Linked DNA regions of Homo sapiens: region 1 is linked to region 2. Evidence: read pairs that join two places in POLR2A ChIA-PET (ENCODE). Cell type or tissue: OCI-LY7. All regions are shown on one strand.

The links. Peaks named below come from ENCODE experiments on the same cell type or tissue, not always from the same donor. Only the 100,000 strongest peaks of a DNase experiment are listed, where the experiment ranks them.
Region 1: POLR2A ChIA-PET joins it to region 2 with 22 read pairs; 3 of 35 experiments call an interaction of 5 or more read pairs at or near these places.

Annotation. Positions count from the first base shown.
Region 1 is chr10:102,556,041-102,564,040 of GRCh38, forward strand. All of the region lies in intron 3 of SUFU (SUFU negative regulator of hedgehog signaling), which reads left to right. Among named protein-coding and RNA genes, the nearest start is that of SUFU, 56 kb to the left of the region's middle. In OCI-LY7, no CTCF peak of the experiment used is centred here; no DNase peak of the experiment used is centred here.
Region 2 is chr10:102,223,018-102,231,017 of GRCh38, forward strand. It overlaps ELOVL3 (ELOVL fatty acid elongase 3), which reads left to right and starts at 3,282. Exons shown (of 4, transcript NM_152310.3): 1 at 3,282-3,632; 2 at 4,609-4,740; 3 at 5,400-5,551; 4 at 5,808-6,572. The coding sequence starts at 3,532. The coding sequence ends at 6,235. It overlaps PITX3 (paired like homeodomain 3), which reads right to left. Exons shown (of 4, transcript NM_005029.4): 4 at 7,172-8,000. The coding sequence ends at 7,497. It also overlaps a transcript of GBF1 not described here. RefSeq lists silencers at 3,264-3,313, 6,841-7,009, 7,366-7,625, 7,636-7,735. In OCI-LY7, CTCF peaks have their summits at 6,922 (motif pointing right) and 7,128; DNase peaks (open chromatin) are centred at 3,224 and 6,924; H3K4me3 peaks cover 687 bases.

The DNA of each region.
Region 1 (8,000 bases), 330 kb after region 2:
AAGTGAACTGTTTAGACCTGCTTTTCCAGATCTAAGTGACATCCGCAGTCCTACAACCCAGCCTTGGAAATAGCATCAAGGCAGTGGGAGGCGAATGAAAGGGGAACGATGAGGCTCCGGTGGGTGTGGGGGCGGGGGCGGAGATGCCCACAGCCAGCCATGGAGCTGTATGAGGCAGCCTTGGAAGCCTGCTCTGAAGCATGACTCAGATGGCTTCTATAACAGCCCTGACCTGCTGGCAGACAGCTACCCTCTGGGAGGTTTGCGCAGAGGTGGAAGCTGAGCTGGAGAGAAAAGGAAGTAGAAATGGGAGAGATCTGAGAATGAAGAGCATCCAGAGGCAGTGAAGGCTTCCAGATATGGCTAGATATAGACAGATTAGGGTGATTTAGTTAGGATTCTTCTAGTTATAAGAAAATGGGCCAGGCATGGTGCCTCAGGCCTGTAATCCCAGCACTTTGGGAGGCCGAGGCATGTGGATCACCTGAGGTCAGGAGTTTGAGACTAGCCTGACCAACATGGAGAAACCGTGTCTCTACTAAAAACTCAAAAATTAGCCGGGAGTGCTGGCACGTGCCTGTAATCCCAGCTACTCAGGAGGCTGAGGCAGGAGAATCGCTTGAACCCGGGAGGCGGAGATTGCAGTGAGCCCAGATCGTGCCACTGCACTTCAGCCTGGATGACAGAGTGAGACTCAAAAAAAAAAAAAAGGAAGGGAGGGAGGAAGGAAGGGAAGAAGGAAGGGAGGAAGGAAGGAAGGAAGATGGGTGGGGCACAGTGGCTCATTACTTGTAATCCCAGCACTTTGGGAGCCCGAGACAGGCAGATCACTTCAGGTTAGGAGTTCGAAACCAGCCTGGCCAACATGGTGAAACCCTGTCTCTACTAAAAATACAAAAAATTAGCTGGATGGTGGTGCACATCTGTAATCACAGCTACTCAGGAGGCTGAGGCAGGAGAATGGAGAATCACTTTGAACCTGGGAGGCGGAGGTTGCACTACTGCACTCCAGTCTGAGCAATAGAGCGAGACTCCCTCTCAAAAAAAAAGAAATTAGCTTGATGTGGTGGTATGCACTTGTGGTCTCAGCTACTTGGGAGGCTGAGTTTGAGCCCAGGAGGTCAAGGCTACAGTTAGCTGTGATCATGCCACTGCACTCAGCCTGGGTGATAGAGCAAGACCCTGCCTCTAAAAAAAAAAAAAAAGAAAAAGAAAATGGCAGAAACCCAACTGAAACTACCTTAAACAATAACAGGGCCAGGCGTGGTGGCTCACATCTGTAATCCCAATACTTTGGGAGGCTGAGGCAGTGAGGCGGGCAGATTGCTTGAGCCCAGGAGTTTGAGACCAGCCTGGGCAACATGGTGAAACCCCACAGGGGTAGAGTGAAAAGATTGAAAAAATTAGCTAGGCATGGTGGCATGCATCTGTAGTCCCAGCTATTCAGGAGGCTGAGGTAGGAGGATTACTTGAGCCAGGGAGGTCGAGGCTGCCTTGAGCCAGGGAGGTCGAGGCTGCAGTGAGCCATGATCACACAACTGGACACTCCACCCTGGACAGCAGAGCAAGACCCTGTCTCAAAAACAAAAAACAAAGAAAAACAATAACAGACTTCATTGGCTCAGGTGACTGGGACAACAAGGGTTTCAGGTGTGGCTTGATCTGTATGTTCAAATGGGGTCCTCTGGGCTATGACTATAGCTATGACTCTCTGTATGTTGATCTTGTTCTGCAGACTCTCCCCATGTGCCACCACTGGGGAGATGAGCACCATCATTCCTAGTTTCAGTTTCTCTCAGTTTGTAGTCCCAGCAGGCACAGGGCTTTGTGCTTTTAACTTCGGTGTTTTGTTTGTTTTTTACTGATTTTTTTTTTTTTGAGACGGAGTCTTGTTCTGTTGCCCAAGCTGGAGTGCAGTGACACAATTCCAGCTCACTGCACCTCCGCCTCCTGAGTTCAAGCAGTTCTCCTTCCTCAGCCTCCCGAGTAGCTGGGACCATAGGCATGCACCAACATGCCTGGCTAACTTTTGTATTTTTAGTAGAGATACAGGGTTTCACCATGTTGGCCAGGCTGGTCTCGAACTCCTGACTTCAGGTGATCCACCCGCCATGGCCTCCCAAAGTGTTGGGATTACAGGCACAAGCCCCAACACCTGGCCTGTTTTTTAATTGATTTTTGAGACAGGGTTCTTGCTTTGTCACCCAGACTAGAGGCTAGAGTACCATAGCACCTTTTTAGTTCACTGCAGCCTCAAATTTCTGGGCTCAAGTGATCTTCCCATTTCAGCCTCCTGAGTAGCTACGACTACAGGTGCACACCACCACCCTCAGCTAATTTTTAAACTTTTTGTAGAGACAGGGTCTCGCTGTTGCCCAGGTTTTAGTCTTGAACTCCTGGGCTCAAGTGCTCTACCCACTTTGGCCACCCAAAGTGCTAGGACTACACATGCGAGCCACTGCGCCCAGCCAAGGCTTTAAACTTTGGACATTTCTACATCAGTTCTGGGGTAGGACACAGATTAGTTCTGTCTGGCCATGTGACCACCTTGGTTGGTGGCAGTGGTCCAGATGGACCACCAGGATTTACGTTGAAAGTCTTCCCTCTGCTCATCACTTCCAAGCACATGGAATAGGAGGGAAGTCCTCTAAAGCAAAGGCTAACCACCAGCAGAAGAATAGCACGGCTTTGCATAGGCAAAATCAGTTGCTGCCACGGGACTGGAGGGACATGTCTTACCTCAGTAATCATGGTGTACAGTTAACACTTGGAAGTCAGATTATTAGAGGAGATGTCGATGGAGCGGGCACTTTCTGTTCTGTCTTGTATGTGTTGGGATGGTTTTGACTACAAGTAATAGAACACCCTGACCAGAGTGGCCTAACAATAAGGGCACTTACCTTACATGGCAAGCCATCTGGAGGAGGGGCAATTCCAGGGTTGGCTGCCATCTGTTCAGCGATGTTCTCAAGGACCTGAGTTGTTCTTAACTTCTCTGCCTTCCTTAGCACTTGGCTTGTCTTTTTAAATTGGTTTCCTCATATTCCAGAGATGGCTGCCATGATCCTAGCGTCCTGATCACCCTTGACAGAGTCTACAGGCAGTAAGAGAGACATTTCTGTCCTATGTCCTTTAAAGATGAACCAAAACCTCCACAGAACCGCCCTCATTGGTGTCCCCTTTGCATCTCATTGGCTAGAGTTAGGTCAAGGATGATATTGGCTGGGAATGGGCCTGGCTCGCAGAAGGGAATGGCCAGGAAAAGGCAGAAAACCAAAATTGGGGTTCTGTTAGTAAGGAGGGGAATGCCCATCGTGTGGGCAAAACACTCCCCACCTAAGAAGCCCCAGCCCTGCCTGGGATCAGAGGAACCTTGCCTATTGATCAGGACACTGGGCCTGGGAAGAGAATGTTCCAGTCACGAGGACAGGATGGCTGTCATTTCACCTGCTATGGCAGATTTACAAACAAATCTAGCCTGTGGCATGAGTCGTTTGGAAAGTTTTGCAATAAATGTATCAGTAACTTCACCAGTAGACACATCCATGTCTGTCTGTCCTACTTTGCAGCCAGTTTTTCTTACTTCCCTGTTCCCCTTTCATTTTACGATCAGTTTATTCTTTTCAGATTGCCAGTTACTCTTCCCCTGCCCCCCATCCTCTGGGTTTCATTAGAAAGAAACCATTCCCCAACTCAACAGGGCTTGATTTCTGAACTGTGCTTTAGAATTCTGCTGGAGAGGCTATCTGCTCTCAGTTCTGCCATTGGTAGGCTTTAACCACAAATTCCAAGGCAATTTCATTTGCGTTTTTAGGAAAAACGTATCTCCCCAACCTTGTAACTGACACTGGAAATTGAAGTGCCTTCACTTGCTGCTGTTTAATGGCAACCTCATGACATGTGCTCAGTTGGCTCGATTTGTGAGTGGCTCGATTTCTGAGTGCTGGGATGGCACTGCATGAGTAGGGATCTCTCCCAGGCCATCAGAGCTCATGGCTGATCCAACCCTGTGGTACTGACAGACTCTAATGCTAACAGAGATTTTTTTTTGTTTTCACATTTTCTTCCCTTTCCCCTGTTTACAAAAGAAATACTTGCTCATTATAAAATTGAAACTTAGAAATTTAAAATCTGACACAGAAGGTGAAAGTCCTTCATAATTCATTCCCTCACAGAGAAAACTTTGGTGTTCCTCTTTCCAGGTTTTGTTTGCCATGCGTATGTCTGGATAGAATTTGCAGTATTTTGACCAGGCGCAGTGGCTCACACCTGTAATCCCAGCACTTTGGGAGGCTGAGATGGGTGGATCACTTGAGGTCAGGAGTTTGAGACCAGCCTGGCCAACATGATGAAACCCCATCTCTGCTAAAAAAAAAATACAAAAATTAGCCAGGTGTGGTGGTACATGCCTGTAGTCCCAGCTACTTGGGAGGCTGAGGCACGAGAATTGCTTGAACCTGGGAGGCGGAGGTTGCAGTGAGCTGGGAGCACGCCACTGCACTCCAGCATGGGTGATAGAGCAAGACTCAGTCTCAAAAAAAAAGAACTTGCAGTATTTTGTAAAAATGGACTATGCTTTTCATACTGTTTTTCACCTTGCTTTTTTAACTTACTATCATTTGGACATCTGTCAGGATGTTCTTTTTAACGCGACACTTTTTTAATACCTACATATACTGTACTTTATTTAACCAGTCTTCTATTGTTAGACATTTGGGTCATTTCTAATTTTTTCCTTTCACAAAGCTGCAGTGAGCGTCCTCGTATATGTACATCTTTGTATTCTTACCGAAGTATTTCTTTTTTTTTTTGATGAGATGGAGATTTACTCTTGTTGCCCAGGCTGGAGTGCAATGGCGCGATCTCGGCTCACCGCATCCTCCGCCTCCCAGGTTCTCCTCCCAGCGATTTTCCTGCCTCAGCCTCCCGAGTAGCTGGGATTATAGGCATGTGCCACCACACCCGGCTAATTTTGTATTTTTAGTAGAGACGGGGTTTCACCGTGTTGCCCAGGCTGATCTCGAACTCCTGACCTCAGGTGATCCGCCCGCCTTGGCCTCCCAAAGTGCTGGGATTACAGGCATAAGCAACTGCACCCAGCCTTACCGGAGTATTTCTTCAGGATAAATTCCTTTAAATGGGATCACTTAGCCAGGTGTGGAGAAATTAACCTTTACATGTTAATAACCATTGCTAAAGGATTTTTAAAGTGAGGAGGAATTAGATAAATTAATATGTTATTAAAATAATACTATTGGGGCCATCCAGTAAATGTTATCGTTATTTTCAACAAACAATAGAAGGATCATTATATAAAAGTGGTTGTTTTTGTTTGTGTGTTTTGTTTGAGACAGAGTCTCGCTCTGTCACCCAGGCTGGAGTGCAGTGGTATGATCTTGGCTCACTGCAAGCTCCACCTCCCAGGCTCAAGTGATTCTCCTGCCTCAGCCTCCTGAGTAGCTGGGATTACAGATGTGAGCCACTGCACCGAGCCTAGTGTTTTTATAGCAACAAAATACTTTACTGAGTCCTTGAGAATAGGTCCCCCTTCTTAGGTTCCTTGGCCAGAGAGATTGGTTCATACACACTATGTGGCATGCATTTAGGGTTAGGAAAGACCAGCAAGCTTTTTTTTTTTTTTTTTTTGAGATGGGATCTCACTCTGTTGCTCAGACCGGAGTCCAGTGGTACGATTATGGCTCACTGCAGCTTTGACCTCCCGAGCTCAGTTGATCCTCTTATCTCAGCCTCCCAAGTAGCTGGGACTACAGGTGCATGCCACCACACCCGGCTAATTTTTAAATTTTTTGTGGAGACAGGATTTCGCCATGTTGCCCAGGCTGGTCTTGAACTCCTGGGCTCAAGTGATCTGCCCATGTTGGCCTCCCAAAGTGGAGGGATTATAGGCATGACCCACTGCGCCTGGCTAGCAAACCTTATACAGTGTGTTGCACAGTTTAGAGTTCCAGGAATCCATCCATCATGCTTCCTGTCTCTGAAGTTGGAAGTGCTGAGGGACACAGCCTGCCTCTGTAAGTCAGAGAGACTTTTCCAGATATTGACAGCAAGTCATGTTTTACATAAGGAACCTCAATGCATTGTAGAGTTTTCTTGGGGTTTGCCTCCTCTTGCCTTCCCAAAAGTTAACAGATGTGATTCAGTCTTTTCCTGTTGAGGCCCTTTTTTAAAACTTGCTTTTCTATGCCAGGTGCGGTGGCTCACGCCTGTAATCCCAGCACTTTGGGAGGCCCAGGTGGGTGGATCACGAGGTCAAGAGGTTGAGATCATCCTGGCCAACATGGTGGAACCACGTCTCTACTAAAAATATAAAAATTTAGCTGGGTGTGGTGGCACGCACCTGTAGTCCCAGCTATCGGGAGGCTGAGGCAGGAGAATTGCTTGAACCTGGGAGGCAGAGGTTGCAGTGAGCCGAGATCGCGCCGCTACAGTCTAGCCTGGGCAACAGAGCGAGACTCTGTCTCAAAAACAACAACAACAACAACAACAACAGCAACAACAAAACTTGCTTTTCTATAGTTAAAAGTAAGTAAATAAAACAGTAGGTATTGGCTGGCTGTGGTGGCTCACACCTGTAATCCCAGCACTTTGGGAGGCTGAAGCAGTTGGATCACTTGAGGCCAGGAGTTCAAGACCAGGCTGGACAACATGGTGAAACCTCATCTCTACTGAAAATACAAAAATTAGCTGAGAATGATGGTGCATATCTGTAATCCCAGCTACTCAGGAGGCTGAGGCATGAGAATTGCTTGAACCTAGGAGGCGGAGGTTGCAGTGAGCTGAGATCGTGCCATTGCACTCTAGCCTGGGCGACAGAGTGAGACTCCGTCTCAAAAAAACAAAACAGTAGATATTGAGCACCAATATCATAGGTACTTACCTTCTCTTATTTAACCTGTGCGGTGGGTAGCGTGGTGAGGAAGATACTGGTTCATATTGCCCCTTTTCAGATGAGGCGATAGGGAGGTGATGGGCCCTGGAGAACTTCCTATAGCTGCTGAGTGGCAAGAGCAAGCCTCCAGGGACAGTCTAACCAGCCTGCTCTGCGTGCTCCAGCCTCTCAGCCGCCAAGGGTCCATTTTAGATGAAGAGAGAGGACTTGGGGAAAAGGAGCTTTTTCATCAGTTATATTTATTTTATTTAAGTGCCTGCGACATACCAGAGGCTCTGTCAAATGCTAGGTAAGCTGTGTGGAACAAACTTTCCACTGCCGTTAGCTAGTAGAGACAGACATTGAAAAAATAAGCAAATAAATATTTGATTCCATAAGATCACTAAAAGGGAAAGGTGAGGAACTGAAAGAAGGCTTATGTAGCTGGAGGGAGGTGAGGGAGAGGCGAGGGCTCAGGAAAAGCTGGAGGCCTGGCAAGAATAGGAAAGTGCTGGGCTTGAGGCAAGTCATGGTGCATTTGCCTCAATAGAGTCTTGATTCTAAGGGTAATGGAAAGCTACGAAAGCATGTTAAGGGCTGGGTGTGGTGGCTTATACGTGTACTCCCAGATACTTGGGAGGTTGAGTGGGGAGGATAGATTGAGTCCGGGAGGTTGAGGCTGCAGTGAGCCAGGATCATGCCACTGCAGTGAGCCAGGATCATGCCACTGCACTCCAGCCTAGGCAACAGAGCAAGACCCTGCCTCAAAAAACAAAAAAAGAAAAGAAAATGAAAGCATGTTAAGGAGGAAGGTGAAATGGCCAGTTTGGGGAGTGAAGTCCTTTTTTTTTTGTTGTTAAATTAAGATGTACTTGGATTTGAAGTATTTGAGACTCTAGCTGCATTTTGAGAGTGGCTCTTACGCAGAAGGGACAGGGGCTGCTGCAGCAGTTGGAGCGCAGCCCTCAGGGTCATGGATACTTCTCAGCTCTGCCATTCCAGTCCCTGGGGTCTTGAACTCAGCAGAATCCTGTCTCAAGCCTGCTCTATCCTGAGGCTCTCCAGCCTAAGAAGGGGACCCTCTTATCTTGGGGGTGTTAGCAGCCTCAGC
Region 2 (8,000 bases):
CAGGGTTAGGAGAATGATGAAAAAAACAGACATATTCCGGCAGTGGCTCATGTCTGTAATCTCAGCACTTTGGGAAGCTGAAGTGGGCAGATCACTTGAGGTCAGGAGTTCAAGACTAGCCTGGCCAACATGGCGAAAACTGTCTCTACTAAAAGCACAAAAATTAGCAAGGCGTGGTGGCACACATCTGTAGTCCCAGCACTCAGGGGACTGAGGTACGAGAATCGCTTGAACTCAGGAGGCAGAGGTTGCGGTGAGCCAAGATCAGGCCACTGCACTCCAGCCTGGGCGACAGAGCAAGACTCTGTCTCATAATAAAAAATTTTAAAAAATAGACATAGTCCCTGCATTCATGGAGCTCAAGAACTAGTAGGAAAAACAGGCATTGATCAAGAAATCACAAAAACAACTAATTATAAACTCTCACTGAAGAAAAGAAATACCATGCTCTGAGAACAGTTTATATAAAATAAGGGTACCAGACCAAGTCCAAGGGTCAAGGAATGTTTCCTCTAGAATATAATTTCTGAAGATTTTTCCTCTTCTTTTTTCTTTTTTGAGACAGAGTCTCGCTCTGTTGCCCAGGCTGGAGTGCAGTGACACAATCTCTGCTCAGTGCAACCCACGCCTGCCAGATTCAAGCAATTCTCCCTGCCTCAGCCTGCCAAGTAGCTGGAATTACAGGTATCCGCCACTACACCTAGCTAATTTTTGTATTTTTAGTGGAGATGGGGTTTCACCATGTGGGCCAGGCTGGTCTTGAACTCCTGACCTCAGGTGATCTGCCCACCTCAGCCTCCCAAAGTGCTGGGATAACAGGCGTGAGCCACTGCACCTAGCTTTTTTTTTTTTTTTTTGAGACAGAGTCTCACTCTGTCACCCAGGCTGGAGTGCAGTGGTGTGATCACAGCTCAGTGGCACGATCACAGCTCACTGCAGCCTTGACCTCCCTGGCTCAAGTGATCCTCCCTCCTCAGTCCCTGAGTAGCTGGGACCACAGGTGGGCGCTACCATGCCCAGCTAATTTTTGTACTTTTTGTAGAGATGGATTTTCACCATGTTGCCCAGGCTGGTCTCAAATTCCTGGGCTCAAGCAATCCCCCCACCTCAGCTTCCTACAGTACTGGGATTACAGGCGTGAGCCACCGTGCCCAGCCCCGAGTGTTCTTCTTTCCCTCTTCCACATACACCTCCTCCAAGCCTCACCATTAAACCTCACAGGGAAAGACAATGTTAAATATCTTCACAGAGAAATCCAGGACTGAGTATATATTCTCCATATGCACTTGTAAACCTCCCATAATGATTCACCTTGCCATTTCCATGTGTCTAGTCCACAATATCATTTTATCTACATTATCTGGCTTGCATACTAATCACAACCTTGTGACATAAGCAGGCGAGTATGACTATATGCATTTTTTTCTGAAGTAGAATGTGACAAAGGCTAGGTAACTTGCCTAAAATCACATGGCTCATTAATGGGGGTGCTGGGACTTGAACTTGGGTCTTGTAAGACCTAGATGGCATTATTCTTGTAATATTCATTCTTTTATTTATTCATTCATCCATAGACATGTATTGATCACCTTTTGATTAGCTGTCAGGCTATATATGGAGCCATCAGGAACCACTGAAGGTTTTTTTTTTTTTTTTTTTTTTTGAGACGGAGTCTCACTCTGTCACCCAGGCTGGAGTGCAGTGGCACGATCTCTGCTCACTGCAAGCTCTGCCTCCCAGGTTCACGCCATTCTCCTGCCTCAGCCTCCCGAGTAGCTGGGACTACAGGCGCCTGCCACCACGCCCGGCTAATTTTTTGTATTTTTTAGTAGAGACGGGGTTTGACGGTGTTAGCCAGGATGGTCTCGATCTCCTGACCTCATGATCTGCCCGCCTCGGCCTCCCAAGGTGCTGGGATTACAGGCGTGAACCACCGTGCCCGGCCGAACCACTGAAGGTTTTTAAGCAGGAAAGCAGAGCTGTTTTCTGGATGAGCAAACAGAAAGTAGTGGTTTTCCAAGTACAGTCTGAGACAACCTATAGGACCAGAATCTCTGCAGTTGAGGCTCAGGAATCTGGTAATCAGCCAGGTATAGGAACTCTTTTCTGATTGCAATGCAGTGAAGAGCAGAAGCACTGTATTAGAGAAAGAGGCAGTGCAACCAGGTAACGTGACCAGGTGAGAAGTGATGAGGTACAGAGACAAAGAGATGCACTTTTGAGTCACTTAGATGGCACTGATAGGACTTCCACTACACCCTCGCATAGACAGTGGCTGAGGTTCAGGAAATAGAGCTGGGGTTCCTACTTGGATCCTCTGGCTCTAGAGCTTTACTGCACATAGCCATTTATACCCACATCTTGATTTTAATTATTTTATATCTATGTTTCTTAGCACTTTTTGCAAATTTCCACCTTATCTCAAACTGCCCTCAAGCCTTGTATTTCTCCTTCGCTTTCATAAAACCTAGGAAAGAAATAAGGGACAGCCAAGTAAAACTTTTAAAAGTTTTAGAACATTTATTTCTTTGGGGCTGGTTACACAGGCGAGAAAGAAGTAGATTTGGTTAGGGAGAGAAAACAACAGGCCTTGGGGAGATACACTGGCTCTCCCCCTCCCTAAACCCTAAGAGGCCTCCAGGAAACCTGAAGACAATAATTCCAGAAGCCCAGAGGGTGACCCCATTTCCTCTCTCCATGGTTATTACTGTCAGTCTGGAGCAGTTCAGGAATTCAGGAAACTATAAAGAAACCACAACAGCCTCAACAACCCAAACATCAACATCAACAACCTCAACAATAAAACTCCTTAAAATTCATCTCCTTCCACCCACTCACAACCGCAGACTCGAAGCTAGGAGGTGGAAGGGACTACAGAAGCTCTGCGTTGCCCAGGTTAGTATTTGCTCATCACAGGCCTGGGTTTCCCAGGATCTCAGGGAGCCTGGAAACTGACGCCTCCATTTCTGGGTGGGAGCACCAAAGCCTAAGGACACCTTTCCTCTCTCTTCACTGCTAAGCAGGTCAAGATTAAAGCAAACCGAGGCAAAGGCCACGGTTGACAGTTCCAAGGGAACCCGCAAGGCCGCACAGGATGGGGTGGACGTTTTACGGGAGAAAAGGCTGGGGAAGTGGGCGGGCGATGGCCTACGACGGGACTTGGGGCGGGGTGTGCGAAACGCCTGGCAGGCGGGCCCTTGAGTATGACCAATCAGAATGCGGACTGCGTCCCAGGGGCGGAGCAGAGGCGTATCTTGGTCGAGATTGGATAGCGGCGGGGCGCAGGAAAGAGGTCGCGCCAGCCCGGGCAGGCAGCTTTGCAAGTCCGCGTTATATATCGCAGTGGCTGCGCCCGGGATAGCTGGCTGCGCCGCCGCGCACATGCCTAGGTTCGACGCCCTCCTCCCTTTGCCCAGGAGTTCCTTCTGTCCCGGCTCTGTTCCGTCTCGCCCCGAGGTTCACGCCATCCTCGGAGCCCCAGCCTTTCACCCAGCGCCTCCAAGCTTTGGACCTTGACTTCTGCAAAACTAGATGGTCACAGCCATGAATGTCTCACATGAAGTAAATCAGCTGTTCCAGCCCTATAACTTCGAGCTGTCCAAGGACATGAGGCCCTTTTTCGAGGAGTATTGGTGAGACTTTGGGAGAGGGAAAGGCCATGCCAGGGCCCCGGGGCCGGGGCGCGAGGGGGTGGCATTGAATGCCCACAATGATTTTCTTACAGAGCAGAGTTATGGGACTCCCTTGTACTGGCTTCACACTACCTTTGTCCGAGGTGCAGGTAGTATGTGGCACCTCAAAGAGATTAGAGCTGAAAGCAAGCAAGCAGAAATAAGAGGATGAGGGAGAACGTGGAAATATACAGAAGTCAAAGAGAGCGTGTAGTGAGAAGGGTCTTGGAGGCGTGAGGTTGATCTGAAGCCTTACTAGATGACTTCCCCGTCCTTTGTGGCTGTGTGTGCGCGCGTGTGTGCACAGTGCAGGGCCCGGGGGACAGCCTGCCCTTTACAATTATCCCATCGTTCCCCAGGTGCTCCACCGTTCCTGCTGTGGAGAAGGAGGCGAAGTCAGAGAGCTCTTCCAAGCTTTCCCCAGGAAGAGCTCTCTGGCTTTGCCTTAAAGCTCCCCAGAGGTTTTGGAGGCTGACTTTATGCTCCAACCAATTTGCCATACCCCAGCCAGGGAGAAGCTATTGCCACATTCTTCTTACGCCACAGCCCTGGTATGCTTCTAGGAGCCCCAACCAGGGAGAAGCTATTGCCACACTTCTTACACCACAGCCCTGGGCTGCTTCTAGGCGCGGGCCAGACAGCCGTCACCCACCTCTAACCCCACTGAGAGAGCAATAATCACAGAAACCTTGGACATAGCTCCTGCCCTGTGCTAGATACTTTGTATACGTTAATACCCCCAGGAGAGATGTAGTATTCGCGCTCTACAAATGAGGAAGCCAAGGCTCAGAGAATTAAGTTGGTTTTTCCAATGTCACATAGCTAGTAAGTGGCAGAACTGGGACTCCAACCCAGAGCACTCACCTGGAGAGATGAGTGGGCATTTCTCTAATCAGCACCCACCCATGAGCCCATCCCTCTGCCTTCTGCTTGCCAGGGCAACCTCATTCCCCATAGCCCTGATCTACCTGGTTCTCATCGCTGTGGGGCAGAACTACATGAAGGAACGCAAGGGCTTCAACCTGCAAGGGCCTCTCATCCTCTGGTCCTTCTGCCTTGCAATCTTCAGGTAAGACCCCATCCCACTCCCTGCCTCTTCTCTAGATCTTAGACCACCATTCTATCCCTTGAAGCTTTCCCGATTGCATCAACCTCCATCCTGTCCCCAAGTTGCCTTGTAACACTCTCCCCATCTCATTCTCGGCTTTAGTTCCCCTCCCAGCCTTCACCCTCTTCTGTTATATTATCCTGTTTTCCTTCTCTTTTAGACCCCTACCTGGTGGTCTCTGCTTTGTCCCTCTTGCCTTCGTAGAGTCTGTACTCGCAACTAATTTCTCCAGCCTCTAATAGTGTCACCTCCTAACACCCTCTCTCAAGACCCTCCAATAACTTCCCCATATTTTCTCCCCCAAACTCCTTCAGTCTTCCCCTATCCCTCTACACATCTCCTCCCAGGCTCCTAACCCCTCCCAAGAACCCCATTCCTTAACTCAACTTTCAGTCCCATCCCCCTGCATTCCCTGATCTTTCTCCAGCCCTCGTCTCCTCTAGACTACTGATTGGATCTACCAGATTGGCTTCAGGATCTCAGGAGCTTTGACCCACCCCCTGTGGACAGGTGGGGAGGTGGTAGAGCTTGGAACACAGTAACCTGGCCAAGCCGGGGGAAGGGTGGATTATTGGTGCCTGGGGATGACACTTACACCATCTTCCTTTGTCCCATTTCAGTATCCTGGGGGCAGTGAGGATGTGGGGCATTATGGGGACTGTGCTACTTACCGGGGGCCTAAAGCAAACCGTGTGCTTCATCAACTTCATCGATAATTCCACAGTCAAATTCTGGTCCTGGGTCTTTCTTCTCAGCAAGGTCATAGAACTCGGTGAGTGGCAAAGCTTTGTCTTTCTGGTGCCTTGTGAACTGCATCCTTCCTCAGGGCCCTCCCTTCACCCATCCCATGGAGGGTCTCTTTCCTACCCTTGGGTCCCAATAATACCTCTCACCCAAGCCCCTCTACAGATTCTCTGCCACAAAGACCCCCTTCCCTCCCCTGAGAATTTCTCCCGTGTCCCTACATCCAGTGCAGAGGGTGGTCCCAGCACTGGGTGGTATGCCAACTATGACTCTCCATCTCCCAGGAGACACAGCCTTCATCATCCTGCGTAAGCGGCCACTCATCTTTATTCACTGGTACCACCACAGCACAGTGCTCGTGTACACAAGCTTTGGATACAAGAACAAAGTGCCTGCAGGAGGCTGGTTCGTCACCATGAACTTTGGTGTTCATGCCATCATGTACACCTACTACACTCTGAAGGCTGCCAACGTGAAGCCCCCCAAGATGCTGCCCATGCTCATCACCAGCCTGCAGATCTTGCAGATGTTTGTAGGAGCCATCGTCAGCATCCTCACGTACATCTGGAGGCAGGATCAGGGATGCCACACCACGATGGAACACTTATTCTGGTCCTTCATCTTGTATATGACCTATTTCATCCTCTTTGCCCACTTCTTCTGCCAGACCTACATCAGGCCCAAGGTCAAAGCCAAGACCAAGAGCCAGTGAAGGTTTGGAGAGAACAATGAAGCTCCAGGCTCTCTCTTCTCCAGGGCACCAAGAGGCTGGGCTTAGTTTTGGGAGAATGATTAGGTTGCCTTACCTGCATGGTTTCCCCAGAGGATGTGTGCCCCAAGGTGGCTGGAATTTTTGACAGACAAGAAGGGTGACCTTGGGATGGGGGTGTGGTCTGTTACTTTAATGTTTCTGTTTTTAATGTGAAGGCCAAGCAGGCCCTGGGATGGGAGTGGGGCGGAGGAGGGTCCTAAGAGCTGATTATTTAATTTCTATCCAGAAATCTTTCTTCTTCTTGCTCTGTTTTTTTAAATTAAAGATTTCAACAAAATTTTGAGAGTTGGGGGATTTGGGGGGAAAGAGGGCTGCTGTGATGGCAGGAGGCTGCTACCAAGGGGATGATCTGCAGGTGGGACGCCTGAGGGTGTGTGGAAGGGTGAGAGGCACACACACAGACACTGAAAGAATCCTAGGCCTGGTAGGCACTTAACAAATGTCTGTTACAGACCAGAATTTTATTGCTGTTAGAGACCCAAGCCCCTCATAGGAACAGTGAGAAACAGGTGCAGAAAGGCGGAGTAACTTTATCTAAAGTCATAGGCTCCCTGAATAGCAGAGCTGACACCTACAAGGAAGCGTTGGAGACCAGATCTACCAGCTAGCCTCCCTGAGACCACGAGGTGGCGCCGCAGCACCGGCTGTGGCCGATGCCAGCCAGGTAGCCGGTTTCCCACGTCCCCCGCACGCACGCACCTCTTTGCTGCAGGAATCCCGGGCTGCCCCGACCTGGAGTAGGGGGGGTGGTGAGTGGGACTGAGTCCCTAGAAGCCTGGACCCTCACTTCGTTCCTGTACATCCAGCTCGCCTGTAGACAGTGGGGGAGGATGAAGGGAAGAGGACTCAAGCGCAACTTTGAATCATCACGCCTTCGACAGTCCGCGCACGTTTATTTCATTTATCTTTGAAAACGAGGGAGGGGAAGCCTGGAGAAGGCGGGATGGGCCAAGGGTGAGTTGGCCCCCGGGGAGCTGGTCCCTGTTCCTGGCTTTAGTCCCAGGGGCGCGGTCTGTGTGTAGGGCCTAGTCCACCCCTCAGGGCTGGGAGGGGAAGGCCCTCTCCTGAGCCGGTGCCCCCCAGCTGCCCAAACACCCCTTTCAGACCCTGGGGCGGGAGCAAGCCAGTCAAAATGACCCCAGTCCGCGGAGGCTGTGAATCGTTGCCCCCGCCCTCGGGGATGATCTACGGGCGGGGCCGCTCATACGGGCCTTTCCACGGCGTACTGGCACGGACTAAGGTTGGCTGCCGGGGGCGGCCCGTGCACAGCGGGGTAGCTGAAGGAGGCGTGCTGTTTGGCTTTGAGCCGCAGGCTGGCCAGGCTCGAGTTACACGGGTCCCGATAGACGTAGGGGGAAGAGGCGGCAGCCGCGGCGGCGGCGGCGGCCGAGGCATAAGGGCAGGACACGGCCCCGGAGGACACGGCGGCCGGAGCCAGCCCGGGGGGGCCCCCGCCCAGGCCCTGCAGGGCCCCAGGCCCTGGCACGGTGCCCGGGGCAGCCGCGGCGGAGGGCACCATGGAGGCGGCGATGGAGCTGGGTGGCGAGAAGACGGGCTGCGAAGCCAGAGGCCCCACGTTGACCGAGTTGAAGGCGAATGGAAAGGTCTTGGCGGCGAGCGGCGGGGCAAGAGCCTTGGGCGGCCAGTTGCCGTACGAGTAGCCGGGGTACACCTCCTCGTAGGGCGGCACCAGCCCCCCGAGCGG